Regions from separate parts of the Homo sapiens genome. Here region 2 is linked to region 1. Evidence: read pairs that join two places in POLR2A ChIA-PET (ENCODE). Cell type or tissue: OCI-LY7. All regions are shown on one strand. Each heading gives the region's core, and the rest is flanking DNA. Links, peaks and the distances in the headings are about the cores only. Region 1 overlaps B3GLCT (beta 3-glucosyltransferase). Region 2 overlaps B3GLCT (beta 3-glucosyltransferase).

Region 1 (4,399 bases), core at 333-4,332:
TCTAGGCAGTATCCAATAATTTTTAAATGCTACCAATCCTTTTAACTAAAAAGATAAACCAAAAAACAGCTTTTCCCTGGTCCTACATGGCGAGGATCCTGGTCAAACGCCACTTGGTTTTCGAGACGTTTTTGCCTCCCATCTTCATGACGTACATGAGACAGTGTGTACATCAAACAGGGTAACAGTCCTGGTTAAGGACATTCCCCTGGAGCCTGTCAACACAGTTCTTAGTCTGTTTCCCGAATATGTGAAGAGAAAGAAGTCAAATCCTTAAGTGAGAAGAATCTGTCCCTCACCTGCCATGAGGGAAGAATAAAAACCATTTCCTCACCTGATGGAAGAGAGGGCTGTGTGTCACAGGGATTCCCAAGCCACTAAAGCACATTCCCAGGACCATATCATCGGGAGCATCATTGCTGTAGCATCGACATTTACTGGCGAGAAGTCTCCTGACGGCTTCTCTGCTGAAGACCATTCTAGTGGGAGCCAGAGCAGAGAAAGGGGTTAGAGAAGCTCCACAGACACCGCTGCTGCACAAATGGGCCCCGGGAAACAGGACTTTACTCCTGCAGACTGAGAGGCAATAGTAGCTTTCTCTAGTTACTGAGCTCTAGGTAAAACCCTACCTGTTCTCTTTTAGTCTTCTGGCCCTTTCCAACACTTTTGTACCAAGTTCCCAAAATAATTTCTCTTCGTTTTAAAATACAGATTGGTTTCTTGTTTTCATTCTGATCCTAAGGTAGAAATGAATCTTTTCATACCATAAAAAGCTCAATAACTGAAAGGGCCGAAGGAAACAATATGGTTCATAAGTTCAGTCTCAATCATCAAAGACTTTCTTTAAGGCAAAACTATTTAAAATTCATCCATATAGTCCCACTGCCACATATAGGGCCTTGCCCACAGCACTCAATGGAAGTTTGATGCATCAAACAAGTGAGAACAAAGTCGCCTTTACAAAGACCTTCTTCCTGGGGGAGGAAACATTCTATGAATCAGTCTAGGAGGAAGGAAAAAAGGACAAAGAGCTTGAATCCCTGAATCAAAAATACTGATTCCACATGCTGGGCTCAATTCAGCAGTTTTACCTAATGCTAGTGGCCAACCCCCTCCTCCGTCCCCTGCAACAGTGCAGAACTCCCTCCCTGCCCTTGACTAGACAAGAGAATTTCTTTACTTAAGATGTTGTAACAAAATAGGAAGGTATAAAAAGAAAGTTCCTGTCAACTACAGAGAAAGGAAAACTGCAAGTCTGAAAACCCACCATAAATTGCCTTTCTCTTAGAAAGCCTGCTGTCCACAGTGAAACCTCCCTGGCCACATTTTTTGTGGCTGAGTGGAACTCCTACACCCAATCGGCCACGTTGGGCTCAAGCTACTGACTCCGGGAAAAGAGCACACATGAGAAGATGTGTTGACAGTAAATAGTAAAAATGCTTTTTTTCTTTTGTCAGCATCTAGTAAAATGAGAAAAAATGAGAAAGACTTTCATTTTTTTGATCCGCTCTCTGAAAAACTAACTTTATAGGAAGATGAAACGTGAGCATGAAATTTTAATATGTAATTATTTTATACTTTTGCCTACTCACACAGTCTTACATTAATTATTTGCATAAACTAAGTGAATATGAGCCGTTAATAACACTTGTTTATTAGCATGCTGATGAGTTCTTTCCAAATAAGGTTGCTCCCCAAAATGGAAAACTACCAGTCATATCATCGTGGGAAAGAACACTTGTCTGCTCTGGCCACCAACTATTAAACATTAAAAAGATGTTGAAAGGCTACAGGATTATTTTATTTCCTTCAATATACAATATACAAATGTTTAAAATAAGAAAAACTGAAATGGGAGTCTGGGACTTGCCCAAGAACACAGTGCAGATCAAGACGATGTAGGAAGGGAACATGCATGAGAAACATGCCTGCCCTTCCTGGCCTTCAGCCAATAAATAGGTCATGGCAGTCTCTCTGGGTAACACTGCCTGCGGCCTCTTCCGAGGACATTGCCCAACATCTTATTCTGGTGTAGTCATTTGCTCCCAAGGCTGCCAAAAAGGCTGATGATAGATAGCCTAAGCACAGCTTCCTACCTAAATGCACATATGTAAATAAGTATTTTCAAAAAGAAATGGTCAAAACATCACATGTTCTCACCTATAAGTAGGAGCTAAGTTATGAGGATGCAAAGGCATAAGAATGATACAATGAACTTTGGGAACTCGGAAGAGGGGTGGGGATGAGGGATAAAAGACTACACACTGGACACAGCGTACACTACTTGGGTGACAGGTGCACCAAAATATCAGAAATCACCACTAAAGAACTCATTCATATAACCAAACACCTCCTGCCCCTCAAAAGCCTGTTGAAATAATAAAAAAAAAATGGTCATTCAATTTATTTTCTCCAAGTACCAAAACTTTCATGGAGTAAGCAACAAAGTGAAAAACAGACACTTGGATTCAAATAGTACAAAGGTCTCATGCTCCAAACAACGCAAAATACCTACACAGAAACCACAGGAACCTACATGTCTGACTCGGCTCTGTCAAAACATCCTTACCTAAGATGGATGGTTTAAGGTAGTGGTTTTCAAAAACTTACTGGACTGTGACCCGCCATCAGAAAACAAGAAATTAATTTCACATTGCAACCATTTATATGTTTCATGTGTGAGTGTGCATGGGTATGTATAAAGCTGAAACAAAAATGTCACAAACAATACTTACCCTTATGACATGGAATGCACTCTGATATTTTCCATTTTATTCTATTCCACTCAATAGTTCATTAATTTAAAATGCTAGTCATGGTCCATGAATTGGTTTTACAAGCCACTGATTCTGACTTGCTGTTAAAAGGCATATTGGTTCTCAAGCTAGAGCATCAGAAAATTCTGCTGTAATACTAGAGAAACTATTCAACATTATGTCTTACAGCTTTTATCAAAGGTTGATGTAAGAGACAATCTCATGACGAATGTTCCTGCATCTTTGTAAAAGCGCTATTAAAGACAGAACATCACATTGGTCAATGTTAGCTATATAAAGATCAGTGCCTTGTGTTCATGGATTTGTTTATTCATTTATTCACTGTACCTTGAAAAACATGAGTCCCTATGCTAAGAAGCGAGGAAATAACGAGAAATGAAACACACAGGTGTTGCCTTCAAATAATGCATAATTTAAGTGGAAAATAGAAAAGTAAATAGGCAATTAAATGATAATGGTTTGCATAATATGCTATGAAAGTACATTAGAAATGCATTAAACCCAGATTTGAGAGGCTAGATTGGGCTAAAGGCATTCAAGAGTAAATGGTGATAGCTATGGTGAGTCCAAAAGAACAAGGAGGAACTAGACAGGCAGAAAGTTGGGGAAACAATGGTATGCAGAGACCAGCGAATGTCGTATCTTGGGAGGAGAGGAAAAAAATAGTGCTTCAGAGAAACTGAAACAAGTTCAGCAAGAGTTCTTTAAGATAAGGGTGTAGATGGATGAGGCTAGAAAGGTAAAACAGCATCTGCCAAGATCATGAGAGGTCTTATAAGCCTTGGAGTGCAGACTTGATCCTAAAGGCAATGGGAGAAGTTCTACTGCCAGTTAGGATATCAGAAGATGCAAAAGACTTTCATGCCATGGTAACACTCAAATAAAAATATTCAAATAACAGGAAAATCATATGTAATTATGAAATTGAAGAGAGGTGAATGACACGAAGCCTAGATGAATGAATTTCTAGAGAGAAAAATCCTTGCTAGGGGAGTAGCAAGACAGCCATGGCAGCTTTCAGCGGCAAACTGGGCCTGGTAAGTGGGTAGAAGACAAAACTTTTCTTGGGCTTTCGGGCCCAAAGCAGTGGCCTCAGCAACACCCAGGGAGGCTGGTAATCAGGCAAACTAGAGAAGATTAAATTGAGGACTCATCCCAGATCAACTTGACTCTTGTTAAAATCTAAATGATCATCTCTTTGTCTTAGATGTCAAAAGTAGAAAAAGGTTCACACTCTTGGAGAAAAGACAATGAGAAGCCACTGAGGGCCTCTGAGCAGAGGGGAGACAGGACCAGATCTGCTTTTAGAAAGGTCCCTTTGACTACAGTGTGGACAACAGCATGGAGTGGAGTTTAAGACCAAAAAGTAGGGGGAACAGGAGGCTGTGGCAGGAGCTCATATAGGATATGACAGTGACCTGGCTGAGATTACTGGAGGTAGAGAGAAGTATTGATGGAAGAGAGATTTAGGAAATAAAATGGACAGGACTGGGTGATTCAGTTGATTGCAGGGAGTGGGGAAAGAAGGAAAGAAAGGGTGAGAGCTGACTCACAGACTCCTGGGATAAGAACTCATATATGCCAATGTTTTCCCTGAGAGGGGGACATTGGAAGAACAAATC
Region 2 (4,399 bases), core at 244-4,243, 79 kb after region 1:
ACATAGCTAAGTTTTTTAAACATTGAAGGAAAATGAATGCACCTCAAAAATTTACTTCCAAACAAGTATTATACTTCCTAGTTATAGGATATATATATAATGTAATATCAACAGCTATTAACTGAGAAAAGGCTTCCTTTGATACCTTGACGGTAACCTCAGCAGAAAGGCTACAAAAGCACTTTCCTGGGAGAGATTAGAAGACAAGCTTATTAATAATTTCTGCCACAACATAAAATGTGGGAGGCAAAGGTTTAGGTAGTGCAAACAAGGAATCACATCCTAGATTGAAATAAACTCTATGGATTATCAGTAGATTAAAGTCATTCATAGCTCCATTATATTTGTTTAGTAAATCATATACTAGATTTCATATTTGCTTCAGTTTGTGAACACAAGATCAGTCAAATTTTCTGTCTCTCTGTATCTCCATATAACAACATTTCAAAAGCTAGCATGCCTTGTTAATAACACTCTCCAAAGGTGAGTACTCAAAAATACAAAGTAGGTGCTACTTTGGCACTCAGAAACCTGCTCTTGATTAACTCTTGATTAAGCCAAAGTCATCTTAATTGTAAATAAATTTTAATCTACTAATCCCCAAAAATGCCCAAGAGCTTTTATTCTTGTCATATACATATACACACATATATACACATATATATATATGAATGCACACAGAGACCCAAACAGATGTAATATTACACTTAGATGTAGTAGCACCTTAAAGGTAATTATCAAAAAGGGTGCAATAAAATTTTCTATCAAATGATCTTATCTCAGTTCCTACCACTTAGGATTATAATAATTTATGTTCCATCTATCGCCATCATAAGATTTAGATCTCCTTAAAGGTAGTGTCACTAAATGATACCATTTTTAGATTCAAAGCAAGTTTTTATTTTTATTTTTGGAGACAGAGTTTCGCTCTTGTCACCCAGGCTGTAGTGCAATGGCGCAATCTCGGCTCACTGCAACCTCTGCCTCCCAGGTTCAAGTGATTCTCTTGCCTCAGCCTCCCGAGTAGCTGGGATTACAGGGGTGCACCACCACGCCTGGCTAATTTTTGTGTTATTAATAGAGACAGGGTTTCACCATGTTGGCCAGGCTGGTCTCGAACTCCTGATTTCAGGTGATCCACCCGCCTCGGCCTCCCAAAGTGCTGGGATTACAGGCATGAGCCACCGTGCCCAGTCTCAAAGCAAGTTTTTAAATAAGTAACTGGCTGAATAACTAAGAAATAGTTTTCAAATTAAAATTCAAGGGGAAAATAAGAAAATGTTATATCAACATTACCAAGAGCTGTCTGGAATAAAGACATAGTAAAGGCATTCATGCATGCAACAACTGTCGTCAATCTAAATGATGCCTAATCATGCTACTATTTCAAACCTAAAAGGTAATTCAAAATTCTCTCGATAATGAGATAATGCCGTAACAGGCAGGCATAAAGGAGCTAAAAATACAAATGATCAAATATGGATAAATGACAGAAAAGGGAAAGAAAATGAAAAGGTCGCTTGCAGTAATTTAAACTTTCATGTCAACTCTATTTATCTCTTTGAATTAAAGTCTGCCTTTATCAGCATCCACTGGTATCATAATCACTTTGAAGACAGGAAGCCTACTGAACTTTCAGTCGGTACTTCCTTGGAACATATTTGTTATCAAGGCATGAATTCATATTTAAAGCAGCTAATAATTATTGAGAGCAAACAAATTTAAAACCAACATTCTAATTCATTAGTTGGTTCTTATACATATTCATCATCCTCATTTGGGAAAGGGGTTTGATTCCAATATCACAGCTGAGTATTCTCACAATATTTTTAGAATGGAGAAGGGTCATTATTCTTGACATGGAGGGGAAATCATTAAAAATTTATATGTAGAAATATTAATAGTATGAATGAAAAAGCTAACATTTGAACATGGATTAAAATAGATGAATATATAAAATATCATAAATAACCTTAATTATTCAGCAGATTTGGTTTTGAACCATTTTAGTTTTTCTGCATGTCTGGAAATAATTCAACAATTAAACTACATGGTGCTGGTCTTTCCCTTGTCAACAGACTATTTGCCAGTATTTGTCATTTGTCCTTAATTTAACCTCTAAACCTAGAAGTACATGGGTTTATGGTCTCATTCAGTTTTATTATTCAGACTACATGCTAAACTAGAAAGTAAGATCAGCATTAGGCAAAGGTTCTAAAAAACTGAACTTTTAAGACTGATTCCATTTCAACTGTTTGTCTAAATTCCAACTATTACATCATTCTGAGGCACTGAACTGAGCTTTTAGAACAACAAATAAATTATGGTGAAAATTAACATCTGTTTATTGTTACAATTTCTTCTGTAAGAGGTACGTATGTCTTATGAGGATAACAGAGATCTGTAATATGCTATTTGCAACATGTATCAGACAGATTTACTAGCCTTTAGAAATCCAGTATTCATTTATGGCCCCCAGCAGATTATATGTGATGTTATAATAACATACCTTCTAGGAATCTGAGTCTATATTACAAAAAAAAGAAAAGATTTTTCTAGATACCTGTCTTAATCATTAAATGTCCTTTCCTAACAAGATAAAATATTACCTCATTATTTAGAAATTTTTATTTTTATGAACAATTTACTTTGAAAAGCATTACTCCGTCCATTTTATAGCTCATATAAATCTATTTTAACTAATAATTCATTCACTCACAAAAGGCTGTAAAGCTCAGTATTTAAGGATCTGATTTTTGGAGCCAAATTCCTTTGAATCCTGGCTCTATTTCTTCTGAGCCATGCAACTCGAGTGAGTTTCTTATCCTAGTTGTGGCTCTGCCACCTCATTCTCTCATGTGAGATGACAACAGCAAAGGGGAGCAAGTGAGTTAATACATGCCAGGCACTTGGCATGTGGTAAGCATGTGATGACTATTAACAATATCAATTTTGCAATAATTTTTAGCAACTACTATGTACCAGGTACTGTTCTAGGAATACAGTAAACAGCTGTGATAAGACAGGCAGAGTCCCTGCCCTATTGGATCTCATGTTCTCATGAGGGAGACAGGCAACAAGCAAATAAATCTACAATATAATGTGTCAGGGATAGAAGCCATAAGAACAGAGCTATATGAAGAGACAGACTGAATAGCACACTGTTTACCTATCAACATGGCTCTGCTGCACGAGGGATCATGGCCCCACCTGCAAGTCAGGAGGCAGCAAGGCAGAGAGAATAGGCTTTGGATCCCCTCAGAACTGAGGTATAGGACTGACTCCACTATTTTATTAATCTCTCTAAGCCTCAGTTTCCTCTCTGCAAAACGGCAAGAATAACAGCAACTAATTCATAGAGTTAAATGAGCTGATGCTTGAAAACAGCATAGCATAGTGTACCAATATGAGCACTAAATTAAATAACAATGATTATGAGCACTCAAAAAAAGCTACAATAACTACTGTCGTTTCCAACTCTCTCTACTCCAAACCCTGGGCCCATAAACTAGATGTCTCACTAATCCCTCAAACTCCACCTTTCCAAAAATGAACTCATCATCTTAGCTGAGAGTAGCTCATCCTCTTTTCTTCATCCATTCCCTAATATCCAGTGACACCCACGATGTATTGCCGCCTTCAGTGACAGTCCTCAAGCTGCCCAAGATGGGAGTCTACCAAACTTATACTACATTTCTTCAAGGCTTAGTTCAAATGCCATAAAAAAGCCTTTACTGGCATGTCCAGATGGGGTCACAGCTTTCCTTGCCTATGTTCTCAGGGGGCCATGTTTGTACTGATTCATACAGCAACTCAACCAGTGGAATGACCTGCTCCCCCAACTAGAATGAGCCTCCTGGAGGGCAGGTGCCATTTCCGCAATAGGCACTGGGCATGGCACAGTCTACAGTGACCTACACCCTGGAGAGGCCATCCCTGCTGGGCATCACACACCACTGGCACCATGTTCATGGAGCCCCCACCTCCTCTGCACACTTGCATGTGCTGGCTTTGCACTTGGCCTCCACTGTCACCACTAGACACCCAGAGGAGGGAGGTCTAAAGCTACCTGATTCTTGGGGTCTCCAGCTCCATACTCATCCAACATGCCATGCTGGAAGGGAGGCCCACCCTCCCCTGAGCTTGGGAAGCCCGAGCACCTGGCCTCCGTCTGCCTTAATGGGCTGAGCCCCAGCTCCCTCCAGACACAGGGTGTAGACTTCTCCAGGAAGCAAAGGGGTTCAAATGCTGGGCAACCAAAGAGAGACAAAGGGTCATGACACAGCCTTCCAAATGGTGTGAAGATTTCATTACTGTTGAGCAACTTGGCCTTGAATCTCAATGTTCTATTTCCTGTGATGCATGAAGTTCTATATAAAGACACATGTATAAAAGATGT

Evidence for each region. ChIA-PET counts read pairs that join two places held together with the same protein. Peaks named below come from ENCODE experiments on the same cell type or tissue, not always from the same donor. Only the 100,000 strongest peaks of a DNase experiment are listed, where the experiment ranks them.
Region 2: POLR2A ChIA-PET joins it to region 1 with 6 read pairs; 2 of 35 experiments call an interaction of 5 or more read pairs at or near these places.

What each region holds. Positions count from the first base shown.
Region 1 is chr13:31,319,831-31,324,229 of GRCh38, reverse strand. B3GLCT (beta 3-glucosyltransferase) reads right to left here. Exons shown (of 15, transcript NM_194318.4): 14 at 335-479. Among named protein-coding and RNA genes, the nearest start is that of B3GLCT, 120 kb to the right of the region's middle. In OCI-LY7, for the core only: no CTCF peak of the experiment used is centred there; DNase peaks (open chromatin) are centred at 2,039, 2,559, 3,109 and 3,429; H3K4me3 peaks cover 3,044 bases; H3K27ac peaks cover 4,000 bases.
Region 2 is chr13:31,241,007-31,245,405 of GRCh38, reverse strand. All of the region lies in intron 4 of B3GLCT (beta 3-glucosyltransferase), which reads right to left. Among named protein-coding and RNA genes, the nearest start is that of B3GLCT, 43 kb to the right of the region's middle. In OCI-LY7, for the core only: no CTCF peak of the experiment used is centred there; no DNase peak of the experiment used is centred there.